Linked DNA regions of Homo sapiens: region 1 is linked to region 2. A link is a loop called in an ENCODE intact Hi-C map of the cell type or tissue named here. Cell type or tissue: heart left ventricle. All regions are shown on one strand. Links, peaks and the distances in the headings refer to the core of each region. The heading gives the core; the rest is flanking DNA.

Region 1 (8,925 bases), core at 442-8,441, 52 kb after region 2:
TGTCGAAAAGAACTGACACCATACCGATGTCTCATGAAGATCACTCCCCTCAATAGGACATGGAAGATTTTGTTGATAGTCCAGGTGGCTGGCCCTAATGGCTGGATGCTCTAGAATTCCTTCCTGTCAGAGACATCTTGTGATACCAGCACCCACCCTGCCTCCCAAACTGAACGAAAAATAACATAGATGAAAAGAGGAGTCTTTTTAGAAGGCCGTATTTGTGAAGAGAACTGTTCTGTCTTCACGCATACAGCAAACCCCCACTAAAGTGAAAAATGAATGGTGTATTAGTTCATTTTCACACTGCTATAAAGAAATGCCTGAGAATGGATAATTTATAAAAGGAAGATTAATTACAGTTTAGCATGGCTGGGGAGGCCTCAGGAAACTTAGAATCATGGTGGAAGGAGAAGCAAAGAACCACCTTCACCTGGTGGCAGGAGAGAGAAGCATGAGGAGAGAAGGGGAAGAGTCTCTTAAAAAACCATCAGATCTCATGAGAACTCATTATCGGGAGAATAGCATGAGGGAAACCACCCCCATGATCCAATCGCCTCCCAGCAAGTCTTGCCCTCAACACCTGGGGATTAAAATTCAAGATGAGATTTTGGTGGAGACACAGCCAAACCATATCATGTGGTACATTTTTGAAATCATAGCAGAGTAGTCTAAGTGAATCCTTAAAATTCAGCCATGACTGCAAGAAGAATGATGGGTGGGTGCTGTCCTAAGATGCCTCTTTGCTCATCTGGCCTCTACTGCCTTGTACAGGGGAGAGGGTGAAGAGGGTCACTGACCTGTGAAGTGGGCAGCAGAGAAGAAGCCAGTATTTCTGAATTTTCCACTAACGGGGTCACACTTCCTTGTAGGTTAATTCAATTAAATAAGATGTGTCTGCTATATTGGATAAGCTATGGCCACATTACTTCTTGATGAAGTATATGCAGAAGTCACGTCTGACCTTTCAGGGTCGTGCCTTTAAATGGGTGAGGCTTCCCCTCCCTGTTAATTTTATAAGGTGTAAGCTTAAGTTAAAATTGACCTTCACGATCTTGTTCCAGATGTACTGCTTATGACTGCTCAACTTAAATACTTTTGTACACTGAAGATGAAGAGTGAATTGTCTTTTGTAGGAAACCCTGTACGTTTCCTGGTTCATGTCAGTGGGTAGAGGTCATCCTCTATTTTGAAAAGTTAATTTCTGCTGGAACCGTTTTTCCAGAGCATAACTCCAATGAGACTTCTTATCTTCCTCCATCTTAGATTGTTGGAGGATCTGAACCTTGATCCCTAGTAGGGGGGAAATTGACCATCTGTCTAGCAACACCAGAGTGGAATGAATGCTGAGGTCTTAGTTTTCTTTCTGTAAATATTTTAATATCATTTAATACACTGACACTAATGAGTAATAGTCTTCACTGTCTTACTGTTTTGGGAAAAGACCTAAACTTCTCACTCCTCCAAAAGACTAAATTGCTCATGTGCAGGTGATACTGACAGCTTGTACAATTTTGAAAGGACCATAGATGGTGTTTAAAAAAAAATGGTAACTTTAATTCTGCCTTCTATATTTCAACTTCAGCTTCATGGATTATAGTGACCCATGAGAACTCCTTCCCCTTGGGGTCTTCCGAGGCCTGAATCAGAAGGAAATGAGATGTATTTGAAATCATCTGTGTGGCCTTGTAGATCTAATCAGAGGTGTGGGGTTGAACTGGACACTGCCCTGACCCACCAAGGCTTCCAAGGCTGTCTCCCATGCCCACAGAAGTCTATGTGGGTTTTCTGCTTCTCATTCTGTGAACCTGTGTAGTAGGTTGCCCTTTAGCTTGTGTGTCTCGTGGTCTTATTGTGTTGAAATGAGTTCATTCCTGTCAAAGTATTTCAGGTTGTCCAGGGAGGTTTTGTACCTTGCTGATGCTCTGGAAGAAATTTCTGCTTCAATTTGCCCTGCAAATATCCATAAGACGATTTAGGTGAATTTAGGCCATGCAGGTTTTCTTCCCATAGCTTTCACACACTGGGTTCTCAGATGTGGACTTTGTAGTCTGCTCTCCACATTTCTGTGAGTGTGCTGAGCTTCAAATCACTGATGAGCTGGACTCGGGAATATGGAGAAAGGGAGAGGCTATGCTGCTGTGTAGAAGCTCAAAACTACTCCAGAGGGGTTTTAGGGCTCTTATTCATGTATCTCAATGGACTGAGATTGGTCCTAATCCATGGCTTCCCAAACCCATTGTACCTGCTCTAGACCTTGCCTTGATCCATCAATATTTAGTTACAAGGGCCTCTCTTCTATACTCTGGGTGGGTCAGCAGCTTTGTAGAGGCAGCTTTGAGTAAAACATACATGTGTACCAATCTGAGGTTGCTGCTTCTCTGAATATACTGTGATACATTTGCATTTCTCCAGTCCCACTCCTGTGCTGCTGGAACGGTCTGTCAGGATGATGTACCTTAGGGAAGAGGCCCTGCATTGGACTTGTGCTTGAAGCCAGAAACACGTAGTTTCTTTCCTGCTCTGTTTACAGCTGATCTTCTGACGCTGGGCTCTGTCGGGAATGTCTGTAGAGCTTGCAGTGACTTGTAGCTCAGCTGGAGATGTGGTGCACTGGCTATGTTAGGTCCTGTTTCCTTGTGGGATCTGGTGAGTTTGATTACTGTTCTGGCTTTGTTCATTTGTTAAATCCGAGTGGGAAAATTATTTAGGCACTGTCCTAGTAACCTCAGCGATTGGCTCTTTTTTTCTGTAACTGTTTATTTCCTCCTTGGGCCATTCAGACCGTCGAGTCTCCTAAATGTCAGTATACTTTGTAAAGTAGGTGTTTCCATGCTGCAAGACTTAAATCTGTTCTGGAAACTTCAGGGAAACTCTGTGGTTGGAGTAGAGGCTTCATAATTCACCCTGAGGAAGAAAATGATAGTATGAATAATCAGTACTATCCACAGACTTTATGATAGAATGTTTGATTCATAGCAAACATATTGAAAGAGAAGCTTACAGCTCTATGGTCAACAATTGCTCCTTCTCCGGCCAGAAAAGGCTCAGGATTCTTCAATCCATGGAACAGAAATCTGAAATCATTCCCATCAGCATGTCTTAATGCAGGGCCTGCCTGGCTACTGCAGGGTAAGAGCATGAGCCGGAGCACTCTTGTAATGTGGAAGCAGCTGCTGGTCTTGGGCTTCGAGGTTTAGTTCCTTTCAAATTCATACTTAAAAATACTTTCTGGTGGAGGTGGTCAGGAAACTCGAACAATGGGTGCTGCTAGGGAAGGGTTGAGGTGGGAACTGTCTGGAATACACCTTACTGTGTCTGGAGGTGAGAAACAGTCTTTCTCTGCTGGCAGCTGTGCTGACCTCAGCTCATGAGACGTCAGCTTCAACTCTTTGTGGTCCCCTCTGAAGCATGGGGCCAGTCAGAACAGCAAGCCTTTCTGGGCTGAGGATGTTGAATGCATGCAATGGTCTTGGTCAATGCAGTTGGCTCCTCAGGAAAAACTGGTGTTTTTCAGAGGCCTTTTTGGGTCAGCTACCAGCCTCTTCATTGCTTTCGGGCAGTTCTTGTGTATCTTGCTAAGATCTAGGAATGGGGGGATACCCCCAGCCTGTCAAGAAGATAATCTGGTCGGGGTTGTTGATGTGGGAGAAAGGAAGTGCCCCTCCCATCAGCTCATAAAATGAGATGCCATAGGCATTGACATGGGACTGGAAGCTGAGTGGGTTTTTACCCTTCGTTCAGATCGCCTCTGGGGCCATTGCCTGTGGGTTTCCTTAATCTGCTGAGAATCACTTCGGTGTGACTTCACTGTTGCCAAACCAAAATGTCTCTAGTTCACACCATGAGGCCTTCATGGAGAAATATGTTGGATTTTATGTCTCTGTGGATGATCTTCTCTGCATGCCAACTAGTCCCTTCCCTGAGCTGTCTACCAGGCAATGTCAATTAGCTGGAATGTCTGAAACTTGGTCTCCTGGACATGCAGGTAGCTGTAGAGGCTGCCTTCACAGCACTGGGTCACAATGCCAGGTTGTCCTGTGTCATGAACCCCAACAAGAGCAGAATGTCCACATGTCCTACACTGCTCAGGACAGCCACCTCATCTCTGAAGGCCTGGAACTGCTCTGGGGGTCAGGTTGACAACCTTGGAGGATCTTGACTGCATTGCCTCTGCCACTTAACCTGAAACAGTTCTGATAGAGCCTGACCTGATCTAAGCAGAGCGTGCCACTATATGGGCTTGTATTTCCCCAGAAGAACATGGATCTGTCCATGAGGTCTAACGTTTTTTTCTCCTGGATCCCAGAGCTCAGTGACTTTCCTTGTGTGCTGGCACAGGGGTTTGGGTTGTGGACCAGCTCACTGGGCTGAGGTGGCTGGAACCACTGGGGTAGGGCTGTGAAGGGAAGGCAGATTGACTGTGACTTGGTGTTGCATCCTCAATCATCCTCCTGTCCACAGGTGTGGTGATGCTGATCACGTGGACATGAAGCGTAGATGTTGACCCCTCTCTCTGGGAGAGGAAACCTTCAGAGGGGCTGAAGGAATTGAATATGAAAGCATGAGGTGTAGAATGTCTGTTGGGAGCTAACAGGCATCCAGGAAAGACTGTCACGTATGATACATTGTCAAAGAAGGTAGTGCTGGGACCTCACTGTAGCCAGTTTGGAAATGAATTGTCCGATATTACTCCAGCCCACGTGCCTAGTGGGTACTTTAGTGCTATAGTGCTCATGAAACTTGTAGCCACGAGCATGATGCTGAAATCCACTTAGCAGGAATTTCTGATGTTACAAAAGGTAAACTTCAGGAGTGTCTTCTGAGCAAAGTTGTGTGTTGTAAGGGGAACATGACTCAGGAAATCTACCTGAAGCTCTTCCCCCATCAGGCAGCATCAGTATTCCAATATAAATGCCTTTTTACCCTCGTGTCCATTAAGTCTGAACACAGCACTGTGGTTGCAGCCTCTCACCTTGAGTGCTTTCACGAGGCAGCCACATGAGCTCCTTCTGCTTTGCACACTGACCACTGTTCTTTGCTTATTGGCAAGAAAACAGTGCTGCCTGCCTTAGAAGAATCTGAATTTGCTGTCGTCTGATGCCTGGTGCTGATAGATAAATGGTTGAACAATTGTAAGGCAGATGTAGCTAGAGCCATAAAACTCCAAGGCTTAGAATACAGAACCCTTGCTGCTTGTTCTTCAAGCTCCATGTGTGCTCCATTGACACTGTTGAAACTATTAAACCTGAAGGAGCCAGGCTATACCAAGTGTCCTGTTGCCTGAGGGCAGCTTTTCCTCCATTCCTTCTCTCCACCATATTGGGGAGAAGGAGGCAGTTAGATTTGGTTTCAAGCCCAGAGGACAGGCCCCTAGGCAGCCCCAGTATCTCGGTACTGGAGCTCCCTGCCTCAGGGCGCAGGACCTAAGGCCCAGCCAACTGACTTCCTGACCTTGAGCTTAGTGAAGAAACCTTCCTCATACTTTCCTGAGGCTAGAAGCTTCTGATCCTCACTCCTGTGATATCCACTGCCTCTTGCTTTTCATTGCCACGTGCCCCACTCTTCCATTACAGAGAAATGGGACTTGAAATTTTTTCTTCTATAGGTAGTTTTGTAAGGGATGCTTCTTGTCATTCTCTGAGCTGGTAAGAAGTATGTGTACCTTGTCTTACTTGGACGATTAATGTCCTATTTATGAAAGGACTTGGTTCTCTGCAGATATCACTTTATCACGATTTGAGGGAGCTTAGCCAGTGTCACACTGCTTCCTCTAGTGGAAGCAGGTGCCAATCACACTGGCCTGGGCTTTGCCTACTTCTGCCATTGTTTGATCACTGCCATCTGGGCCACTGATGGATACAAACTAGGTCACCTTTTGACCTTTGACAGACTCCTTATGGATGCATAAGGAGGTCGTTTTAAATCCAGAGATTAGGATGGTCCAGTGAGATTTGTCACCACCTATGTGTTCTGGTGGAGATTTTTACCCCAAGGGGGATTTCATAGCATGAGTACCATTGATGGTGGACATGGGTTATCATGGTCTTTTCCTCTGGCTCCCACATCCATGGTTCTCAGACCTCAAGATTTCAGTCTTCTCTGTGGGGTCCCTTTTGAGTGGTGAAAACCTAAGGTCAAGGACCTGGCAACATGTGAATGCTGTTGCCACTGGCAGTTCCGATATCTGGCAAGCATTTCCCTTCTGTCCTGATCATAGGTTGAGCTTCAGACATGGTTTCCAGAAGATTGACATAGGTTTATCCTCTTTAGGGAACATCCCTGCTTTTCCTTCCTGTGGTGAAATTGGTGAGTTGAGGGATTTGTCCAACTAGGAGAACTCCTTGATACTTTATTATGCTGCAGAAGGATGGCACATAGCCTTCTAGTTTCCTGACAATCACGGGACATGTGACTATGACAGATGTTGCATGTCATTGTAACTTTCATGAGTGGGTAGTTGCCATATGTGCTGCCCCCCCTTCTTTGAAAGCCATGGGTTCCATCTGAAATTGTTATACTTAATTCCTAAGTCCTGCTGGAGGAAAGATTTGTCTACAAATGAAAATAATATTTAACACTGCCTGTCATTGTGAGCATCTGAAGTTGCTTCAAGATTGACTCAGGAATTCAACACTGGATATTTCTGATCTGTGTTAGTTCTCAGAAATTACGAAGTCCTGAACTTCAGAGAATTCTGGATCAATGTGTACATTCCAGTTAGTAGGGATGATGGATGATACTAATGGAAGTTATTTTAAAAATAACAGAACTATTGCATTGCCTTCTGCAAGCCTTATTGACTTCTGGAGTGAGACCTACTGTGGCATCAGCAAGTCCCATTGCTTGTTTCTCATAAGTTAGAAAGATGAGCTGTTCCAGTGGCAGAGTCTCTGAACCACATGTCCATGATCATGGATGTATCCTGAATCAAAATGTCTGAGCATCTTTTTTTTCCATAGTGCACTTGACTACTAAAATGAGAGGAATGAGTGACGAACACATCAGCCCCTTGTTCCTCCACATATTAGCCTCCCCTTTTCTGTGCTTTTGGGTGTAGGAACTTTCTTCCTTATCTTCAAGCTATTTTTAACCCATTTATCTCATATTTTAATAAGTACCATATCTTAAGCTGAATGCTTTCATGGATATTTTGACTTCATGTTCTTGTTCTGGCCACCATCTGCTGCTTTGTCTTCGAAGTTATCAACTGTCTTGAACTTAATTTCCTTCTTGCTCTATAAGTTTAGTTTTCTGAAAATGACTGTGTACCTTAGGTGACTACCTTATCCTGTGAGTTCTTGTAGTGGCTTTCTTGCCTGAACTTATAAACTGATAGAGGGGCTTTATTGAGAAACAGTTGTTTTTTTAAACTGGCTGAAGTGACCTCCATCCGTGTTGAAGGTCATTATGTACTGAACCTGGATATCCTCTGAAGCTGTGACATCTGTTGTTCAAATTGCCCTGAGGATGCTAAGACCTAAATGCTAGGGGACAAGAGCTGGAACCCCACTTCTATACATCTTCATTGGATGGCTTAGGCACGACTAGAAATGAGATAGGCAGAGAGTGCTTCCATGGGCAACAGTGCACCTTCTGTGGGCAGACAGGTGGAGGCTGGAAACATGGGGCACAATGCTGAAACCATCATTCTGCAGTGGCACTGTCAGATGAGCTAACCTTTGGCCCAAACTTTGAGCCAGTGAAGAGTTCTAGGTGGAACACACAGCTGTTCTTTTCGTCTGGTCTCTAGCCTCTTTGTTTTTCTGGGAAGAAGGCTAAGAAGTCCTGGGGAATGGCTATGAGAAAATAAACCTTGGGCTAGTTTTGTGACCAACTTACTGTTGGTCAGTAGAGTTGCCAGAAGGTGCAAACCCTTCCTCCTGCACTTAGGAACTACATGACAATCAGACCTCGCTGGCCAGCTGTGGAGCCCTGAGGACTTGCATATCTGTTTGTCTTGAGAGTAAAGCTGGTGAGGATTCAATCATCAGACTTGGTGGGGCTACTTCATCCTCAGCAATGACTCCATTGTAGTTTACACCTTTTAGGTGATAGAAAATTTCATACCACAGCAAAAGCAGATTGTCTTCAGTACCTTTGTCTACCAGATGAGTCTGTCAATGTGACTAATGCTACATGTGTCAGGGTCTACCTCCTGAGAAGTGGTTAATGCCTCTGTAGCAGCAGGCTGATTGCCCATAAACCACTCAGGTTGTTGTATTAAGGTGGCCTGTTAGGTGTGTGGGGATCTGATGTGCACATTCATCAGCTCATGACTATCTCCTACCAATTCCTGGTGATGACATTCTGGGCTTTATTGACTTGCTTTCTACTTCCAAAGCATCTGACATCTCATGTTTAAAGTCCTGGTGAGTGACCTTGCTTCTCTGCTCATATCTGTGTACAAGTTTTTTCAGTTCCAACACCAGCAGACATTGTGTGACAAGACCATGCATCCTGGAAGAGCCACTCTCCCCATAGCTTTCAGAATGGGGCTCTTGCATGAGATCTGGTCTTTGACGGTGAAAGTGGGGAAGTTCACATTTTTATGCCTGGAGTCTATGGGGAGTCGATGAGGTCAGTGCAGGCATGTACCTTCTCTACCTCCTGGCTCTACAGGCGGTTCTTCATTTCAGTGTCCCCATTGTTCTCAGCCTTATTGGCATCTCCATTTGGTAATAGAAGGTTGGTTAGAAAAGGTGAATCACCTTTTGAGATTCCCTTCTGGATGAACTATCCTCTAGTAAATCTGGTGAGAAGGCAACCTGTAAACTGAGTTGGCTTAGTTCCCAGGAATGGGCCTGTGAAGACTGATGCACATGGTTTGTCCCTCCAACTCCTTGTTAATGTCTTATCTGCTGATGCTGGCCACTGCCTGGAATGTCTTCAGAACCCAGAGTGAATCTCTCCTGCCTGGCTGGG
Region 2 (8,925 bases), core at 526-8,525:
TGATATTAACTGGTATTAATGGTAACTGAAATGTTTCCATTTTCAAACATGAGTCTCTATCTCAATCCACGAAGCAGGCACTGGCTGAGGGTCCTAGGCTAACAATATGCAAACCCATCAGCGTGCATGGCCTGTAAGCAGGGTGAAGATGACCAGAGGTCAGTAGTCAGTGCATTGACAGAGTCTTTCTGCCATTAAGTACCATACATGTGCCCTTGGTGCTGGTGCTCCATTTCCATGGGAAGCTTTATTAGACCTTGTTTCTGTGAACTCACTTGGTGAACTCGATATTACCTTCAAGGTATAGGGGTGGAAAATTGCAAGCAGGGGGCAAGAAGAATGCACTGACGTGCCCTTCCTGCTTTTCTGGATCCAGGCTCTTCTACCATGAAGCTGGAGGTAAACAAAACCACCTCTGCCTGCAGGGAGACTTCGGCAGACCACACACCATCTGACTCCATAGGCTGCCTTTGGAGATTGCACTGTCTCTTCCCCAGCCCTTGCTGTGATTCTGTCCCGGGAGGCCAGCAAAACCTCTGGGGCAGAAGTCATCACTGCAGTTGTGCAGACTCCCTCAAGGACAGCAGCAGACTCTACCCAGGGCAGGCATCCCTTTTCAGAAGAGCCACTTCAGGAGGATCTGTCTCCTCTGAACGTCTCAGACACTTCCCCCCTTGTGCACTACAGACTTCTTTTGTAATGACTTCTGGGAATATCCTTTTTTGATTTGGGTGGCCGAGGGCAAACAGGTGCCTATGCATCTAATTTCTGGCTTTTGATGCTCAGCTGTAACGGGGTAACCGGCCTTCAGTGTCCAGATGAAACAGGTTAACTGGCAGTTTTTGAGGGTCATGGGGGAATTGGAGTCTTCTAAGGTTTTGGGGTACTCACTGCCTTCTGCTTTTGGGCAGAGTGCTTTATCTTGGATGGTTTGTTCTCCTTCACTGACGTTCCTGGTAAAGCAGTTGTGCTTGGTGGATTAGAAGCCTGCTTTTGACCCTCTTTGGTGTTTACTAATACTTGTTTGAACTTGGGATTTGCTTATTCTGTCTCTGGAGTTCCACTTATTTCCTGCCTTCTCTATACTCAAAAGTAGAGCTTGAACAAGAAAGTCTTTTCTACCTCCTAATGCTGGTTGGTGTTTATTTTAGGCATTCTTAAATCTCCAGGTATTGTCCACCACCCAGGTGCTTTTCTTATGACCTGGGGTAGAAACCCCAAAAAGACGTGTATTTATCTCTGAAGTCTTTGCTCATGCAGGAAGGCTTTCATGGAAAAGAGGATGGCAGTGTTGTACAGCTGGTGGTTGGAGTCCTGTCTAGAGAAACCTGCCATTGGGTCTGGGTTAGTGTATTTCGCAGTGTCACAGACAGCACAGTGGCTGTGAGGTGGGTGTGGCTAGGCAAGATGTCCCAGCCCAGAATGCTGTCAGATCTGCAGTGATAGTACTTGGTCTACTCATGGGAGTAGGCTCTCGGGAAGGCTTTTTGCAGAGCCAAGATGGTAGAGATGGCCCTCAGCTGCCTTCTGGTATGTCGGTGATAGATCAGGCTGTAACAAGCAACTCATTGGATAAATGTTTCTTGACCAAAATGGATCTCAGCAACATCATGGAAAATTGTTCAAATGATATTTTAATATAAGTGCAGCCCAGGAGAGGGATTTTTTTCTTGGTCATAAAATGGTCTATAGAAAGTCATAACAATTCTCATCCTCCAAAGCCTTTAGTGTTCAACTCGTCATACCAGTTAGCCATCTTTGCCTATGAGTTAAATGTTAGCATGTTCAAGTTAGGGTGCCTCCTTTGGGGAGAAGTCCTAGGTCTCCCACTTGGTGGTGTTGAGGTAGCTACTTAAGCCCAAGAATCTAGACAAAGGACCCAGATGGGGAAACACATGTCTCTGAACCTGTTTGAGAGTCTGGCAATGCAGCCAGGAGCCCAGTGGGTGGAAGGTTCAACTGCTGCAGCTGCTTAGTGTGTCTGTCACTCAGGAGCAGGAGCAGGGTTACTTCTGGACTTGTGCAGCACTTGCAGGGAATGAATACAGTATTGACTGCTTTGGTTTCCTTGTCTCCTGTTCCTAATGTAGAAAGTAATATGAATTCCTCCATGGAAACACTAATGATCTCATGGCACTTGAGGTCCTTCAGAGACTGACTCCCGTCTGACCTCTGCTGAGTGATCTGGATCTAGAACCCAGCTGTTTGTAGGTACAGAGCCAAACATATGGTAGCAGTGTGCTTGGAGGTGACACCCCATCAGGTGGGTGGGTCCCAGGCATCCTCATCCTTCACTGAGTAGAAGTGCGATATGGGAGCTTCTGGGCTAGTGTCCTGAGGCAAGCATGGGGGAAAGCCAGCGCAGTAGTGCCTGAACTACTCTGTATCTTAGGCTCCTGTGAGGCTTCTAGATTTCATTTCATGTGAGTGTTGTATGACTCAGGGATATCACTTCCATTTTTGTGCACACTCAGTGTCAGCAAAGGCCTTGGTACTTTCTACAATGGCTGTGTGGTTCTCATTGGCTTGTGTGAGGGTTAGACTTAAGATAGAAGAAGGCTGTGCCCCTGCCCATGACTAAGGTGAAGTACATCCTCGGGACACACCTGGACTGCCCTTGACTATGGGGAACATTCCTCACCCGAGTCATACTACTGTGGCTCCTGGTTTTCATTCCAGCACCCAACACATCAGGTGTGGCCCCAAGTCAAAAGAGGGGTCAGATTGGTCTCCCAACCTTAGTTAGCAAGATGTCACCATGTGATCCCTGTATTAGTGTCCCCAGTTGAGAAATAGTAACACCAAACTCACTTATCTTCATGTCTGTATACAGACCCTTGTAGGCAACAGTGGACAGCAAAGGGCAGTGTTTTAGGAGACTGAGGGAACAGGTTGAAGGTGGCTTACTTCTCAGCTCTGGGCAAGGAGTTCCAGCAGCCATGGTGAGGCTTTATGCTTCAGCCAGAAGAACCTTAAACTTGAGCATTTACTTGTGTTCACAAAAGCCTGCAAAGGCTTCATATTACATACATAACTGGTGTCAAAGCTGCTAACCAGGTCAAACTATTTAGCTTTGTACTGAGTTTTTTTTTTTTTCTGGATACTTCATTGTGGGTGGCTGTCCTCATTGTAAAATGTTTAGCAGCATGATTACCTGTTGTATTAGATGTCTTTAGCACCACCTGAGTCGACAAAAATGTCTAGATATGTCATGCTGTTCCTGGGAAGAGAAATCTCACAGTTGAACAGCAAACTAGCTTCCTCAAGGAACCCCCAAGCGTGTCTTGGCAGTTCTCCCATTGGGTGTCTATGGGTGAAGGGCTTGGTTGTCTGTGGGCTGTGCTGCCTCCTGAACATGCCACATTCATCTACCACATCAAGTTGTGAATTTGCAAATTTTCATGTTTTTGTAAGGTGACTTAAAAAATCTCAAGCCAGTAGTAGGGGTGGGGGGTGGACGAGTAGTAGAGCCTGGGCACTGAAAGACTGAAGTTTACCTTCAGTGAGCTGCCTCTACTCTGTGTACCCAAACCTCTTTTTCAGTATTTGAAAGCTGGCTTCAGATGAGTTTATCTACCTGATCTTAAATGTTGCCTGATTAGAACTGCCCATATGACCTGCAGGAATATTGATAAAATTGACATGGAAAAGTTTGCTGCATACCATTGTATAATCACCTATTCTCACGTGCCCAGCTGTGCCAGACTCCAGCCTTCAACTCTTGTTTAAATTTGTCCCTTGACCGTGAAGGAAGTAAATGTCACAAAATTCCTAACACTGCACTCACTTTTTCTCCTCAGACTGGCAGATAGAACGAAGATCAAGTTCACAAAGGTTCTGGAGGAAGACTGGATTATGCTTGGGGAGGTTCAGGATGCTGGCATGTTCTTTTGATTAAGCAATAGCCCTCACCCTTTACAGAGCTGACATGATAGTGAAGGGTCTCTGAAGAGCAGCTGTTTGTCATGAGGCAGTGAGAGTTGTCAGAACTCCTCCATGATATGACTTGCTCCAGGCCATGGAGTGCTTTTTTTTTTTTTTTGAGCTGCTCTGATTTTCTGGTATTCTAACCTCTGATTGTTCTTCCGTGCATCTGTGCAGACCTGTGGCAATATGGATTGGTATTAATGTCACTTGAGTCAAGCGTGATGATGTCTCCAATACTTGTTCTCTCCTTAGTCCGCCTGACCTTTGGTATTTGAAGGGAACTCTAATACTAGCAGGAAAGACTGAGGAAAAGAGGGAAGTAAGGACTTACTATGGAAGGCTTGTGAATTGCTTCTTTCTTAGGGGGAAGATACAGAATATGTCTATTGGATATTTAACCCTAATGACAGATCCTGCATAGGCAGGGCTGGATGGGGCCCTGTGGAGTCTAGGACAACTGGTCATCAGAAATTCCTGCCAACAGGGTTGTTTCCTGGGCTGTGACTCAATCGGGTGTCCTGCAGTGTCCCCAACAGCACTGGGGCCAGTGTGAGGTGGGTGTGGTTGAGTGTGAGATTCTATCTGGGTCCTGGCTGAGCTGTAGTCGTGTGGGGGCTGGGATGAGAGGTCTACTTGTGGTACTGGAGGTTTCACTGGCTTGTGCTAGAACTAGAAAAGAAGAAAGAGACAGCGATTGGCTAACCCATGGCAGTAGTGGGCCCCAAGGCCCTGAGTAATAAGAAAAAATCATTAGATAAATGTCTCATGACCAAAACAAAGTTCAAACACTAGGTGCAGCACAGAAGGGTTTTCTCTGGTCATAGAATCTCTTAAAAGGGAATCATGACAGATTTTCTTGGCTTTAAGTCCTTTATTTAGTTCCCTCTACCAAGTGTATCTTTTAAAGCCTTGTTAAGGAAGAAAGCCCAGATCTCCTGATGACTCCTTGATGTCCAAGGAGCTACTTACCCCAAGAACGAGAATGTAGACCAGGACAGATGTAGGAGAAAATGACTCAACTGCTCCGAGGTACTGCAGTAATAGAGCATGAGACTTTTGGTTGGAATGTGTCATTGCCATGGATAGTTCGGGCTTCTGCAACACTTGCAGAGAATACTTTTGGATTCTGTGGTTTTTTTAGAATCCTTCATGACTTGTCCCTTCACACAAGTTGTACAAATCTCTTCATAAAAAATAACTGGCACTGTAATCTCACACCATGGGCAGTTCTTCAGGGACCAAGGCTCATGTGTGACTGCTGCTCAGTGACCGAGCTTGTCCTAGAGCCTATAATATGGTAGCAGTACACTTGGAAGTGACACCCCATCGCCAGGTGGCTGCGTTCCAAGTGTTGGCAGCTCACTGACAGTGGGAGTATGGGAGCCTGTGGGTGTTTGCTTGGGGCACGCATTGGGGCAGGCAGGATGACTGTGTCCTGCTTTGTGTCCTCTCTTGTGAGGCCTCTTCTAGGTGGCTCTGTTCCATGTCAACATCTGCCTCAACTTCTTCCGAGACAACCGTAACCTTGGATAGTAAACTACATTACCTCTCATTCTAGTTCTTTACTCTTTCACTCAAGAATGCTTTCAAGTCTCAAGTTTCCCAGTTCTTCAGAGGCTTAAAGGCAACCTTTAGCTTGAGGAATCCAACTTAAGGTTTTAGGAAATGACAGATGTAAATGTAAATAATCCCAAATGCATGGCAATGTCAAACTTGCAGCTGAGATCACCTCACAGTTGGAGGTGTACATCTCATTCCATCTGAATTCAAGCAGACATACATTACATACACCAGGAGAGTTATGTGGAGGTACATACAGAATAGTCAGTGGCACTTGGAACATAATAGCTGACTGTACTGGCAAATATGAGATGGCTGTGTGCTCACACGGACCTGACAGTTGACCTTTCATCTTATAAAATGTATGACTCACAGTCCATCATTGGTCATTTGGACAGTCACACTTGCAAAAAGGTTCTGGGTACTTATTGCCATGACTGTGTCATTGTTGGCAGGTGTATGGGGTCAACTTGAAGGCTTCTGGCCTACCCATGAGTAAGATGAAGTACATCCTTAGGGGGAGGCATCTGGACTACCCTTTGGAGTGGAAACCAATTATTACCCTAGTCGTAATGCCAAAAATCCTTGTTTCCTGCCATATTGAAAAGCCTGATGAGAGGACCTTTCTGTTAGGGAAGGGGGATATGCACTTGTGCATAGTTTTTCTAGTGGGTGACTTAAGTGCTCCATTTTCTCTAGCCATTCAGCTCTGCCTGAGCTGATCTTCAGGAATTTCTATTGCCATGTTAGACCAGACATTGCCACCACAGTTGTATGAACTCCCTCAAGGAGAGAGCACTGAACTCTTCCAGGGCGGACAACTCAGAAGAGCCACTTCAGGAGGATCCATCTCTTCAACCTAGACATTTACCCCTTGTCCACCTGACTCTTTGTAATGACTTCTGGATTCTGTTCTCAGCTGTGCTGGGAATACATCTTGATTTGGCTAGGGTAAAGGCAAGCAGGCACTTGCACGTCTAATTTCTGGCCTCTGGTCAGCTCCAGGTGTTGGACCTGGGCCCTGCAGTATGTCCTGGTGAAGCAGGTTAACTGGTGGCAGTCTTAAAGGTAATGGGGGAATTGGTATGCTAGGTTTTGGGCTGTCACTGCCTTCTGCTCTATTCCCTTGGCAGAGAACATCATCATCACGTGGGACAGTTCTTAGTCCCCTTCACTGATGTTCCTGGTAATGCAGTTGTGCTTGGGAGTTAGAAGCCTGCTGTCCCTGTTCAGTTTCTACTGACAATTGTTTAAATCTGGGATTTCCATGTTTTTCCCCTTGACTTCTGGAGTTCACTCCTTGCCTCTTGGCTTCTTCATAGTCAGAAGGGGAAGCTTGATCAAGAACAGCTTTTCTAACTCCTAGTGCTGGTCAGTGCTTCTGCGGGTATTCTCAAATGCCCTGTATTGTGCAGAATCCAGACGTTTTTCTTACGGCATACAGTAGAAACACTAAGGCCAGAACTGTCTTTGTCCCGGACGTCTTTGCTAACGTAGGAATGCCTGCATGGGAAAGAGAATGGTGTTGCACGGTTGGTGATTAGAATCCTGTGTGTAGAAAGCTGCCAGTAGCTGTGGGATTGAGTATCCTACACTGTCGCAGATGGCAAGGGGCCCAGTGTGAGGTGGGGGATGACGGGAATCTGAGCCGCCTGGTTTTCTAACTTAAATCTGGCCTTTCTGTACAAATACTTTATAACACTGTTTCTGTGCCTACTAGAACGTTTGCCTGGATGGGACTTCACAGCACCTAGCTCATACTGAGCAGTTATAAACAGTTACCTGATGTTTCATGGCCAGGAGCTCACTTTCTAAGGCCCAGTAACATGCTTAGAGATAGCTAGTAGAAGGCTTATCTGAAAAAGGTGCAGACTTAGGCTAGTATATTAGGGGTGTGCAATATACCTTTTGCTATGGAGTCTGCTAGAGAGCACCCGTGACATCCTCTCCTGCCTTGTCTCTTATGGGATTACATCCATGGTAACAGCTTAGACCAAAACTAGCTGTGGAGCCCTCATTTTCTTGGAGTCCTCCTCAGAACTTTTAGCCATTTGAGCCCAGAAAAATGGTTTGGAGTAGTCGAGTGTGACGTATGCTTTCTCTGAAATCCAAAAAATCCTACCTATTTTGAAAGTACACTTCATGGTAGGAGAAAAAGATGCAAGAAATTCTCCCATAATTTCAAAGTTGGAAGTAACGTCCCTGCATTCCTTAGATAACTAAAAACATCAGTGATGTCACTGAGCCCCTGGGCTTATAAGTTTCTCCCTGTCTCTGGCGCACAGGTGTTCTCCAGGGTACTTCCTACTTTCCTGTTGCCCAGGTCTGACTTAAGTGATACCAGTAAGTGACCCAGCAGGCTCTTCTGGGGAATGTCAGCATAATTGAGACCTCTGCAAATGATATTGGGGCAAAGATCAGGAGAGTTACCTTGAGAGTGAGACTGAATGTATACTTTTTCCCATTAAAAAGAAAACTGATAGTGGACCCTCAATGAGGATGAATGAGAGAATGTATTTTTCCAGAATGGCACTAAATGCCAGAAGAGGTAGTTATTCACCAAGATATACCATAAGTTGCATGAAAGCCATAATACATACTTCATAGTACACTCCCATCTGACATGGGACTCCAGAAGATTAAAGACCAATTTCAAAAATGCAGTCAAATATAGAATGACATCCCTTCCATACTTAAAACTCCAGAATAGGCACATGAAAGAAGATCCCTGCCCCACTGATTTACTCAGTTTGAACCAGTGATCAGTGAGGCTTTCTGTGTTTGGCATTCTTCTGACCCCAAGTCCAAGTAACAAGTGTTTCAGAGGGACCATTCTAGGACTGTTTTGAGCCCTTGGAGCAGCTGTCCCAACACTTTGGGGGCAGGGTATTTTTACTGGTATAAAAACATTCACATAGAAATCCAAGTTTCTCTAGAAGTGGTGTCCTAGCCCAGGATGCTGTCTAGATGAACAGTCGAGGAGTGACCCACTAGCTTCCCTTAACCAGTGCCCAGGCCTGTGAGATGCCAGGAGCAACCACAGGGAGAGATGGCAATGACAGCAGCAGGACTTCTTGTTGGGTCTGGTGCCTCATGAACATGCCACATATCCATCCACCACCTCCAGTTGGGAGAAATGTCTTGCCAGAAGTAGGTCCTTCTGCCAGTCTTCACACATTCTTCATAGCTAGAATGACTTAGAATGCTCAAGCCAGTGATGGAGGGAAAAGGCAGAGCCTAGGAATGAACACTCCAGAGCTTAGGTTCAGTAAGCCACCTCCACTCAATGTATGCAAGTCTTATCATAGGGCTTGAAAAAGATAATTTCAGGGGGAAAACTCACTGGATGTTTTTCTAACTTCTATGATCTTTGATGTTACCTGATACTTGTATTGCCCCAATATGATCTGCAGGTGTGTTGATTATACCCTGGTATGC

What was found. Peaks named below come from ENCODE experiments on the same cell type or tissue, not always from the same donor. Only the 100,000 strongest peaks of a DNase experiment are listed, where the experiment ranks them.
Region 1: a loop joins it to region 2, with 4 times the contacts of the local background. A loop is called at or near these places in 5 of 110 quality-filtered maps.

Annotation. Positions count from the first base shown.
Region 1 is chr4:10,251,397-10,260,321 of GRCh38, forward strand. It overlaps the pseudogene RAF1P1. Among named protein-coding and RNA genes, the nearest start is that of WDR1, 140 kb to the left of the region's middle. In heart left ventricle, for the core only: no CTCF peak of the experiment used is centred there; no DNase peak of the experiment used is centred there.
Region 2 is chr4:10,199,594-10,208,518 of GRCh38, forward strand. It overlaps the pseudogene LOC100129344. Among named protein-coding and RNA genes, the nearest start is that of WDR1, 87 kb to the left of the region's middle. In heart left ventricle, for the core only: no CTCF peak of the experiment used is centred there; a DNase peak (open chromatin) is centred at 5,288.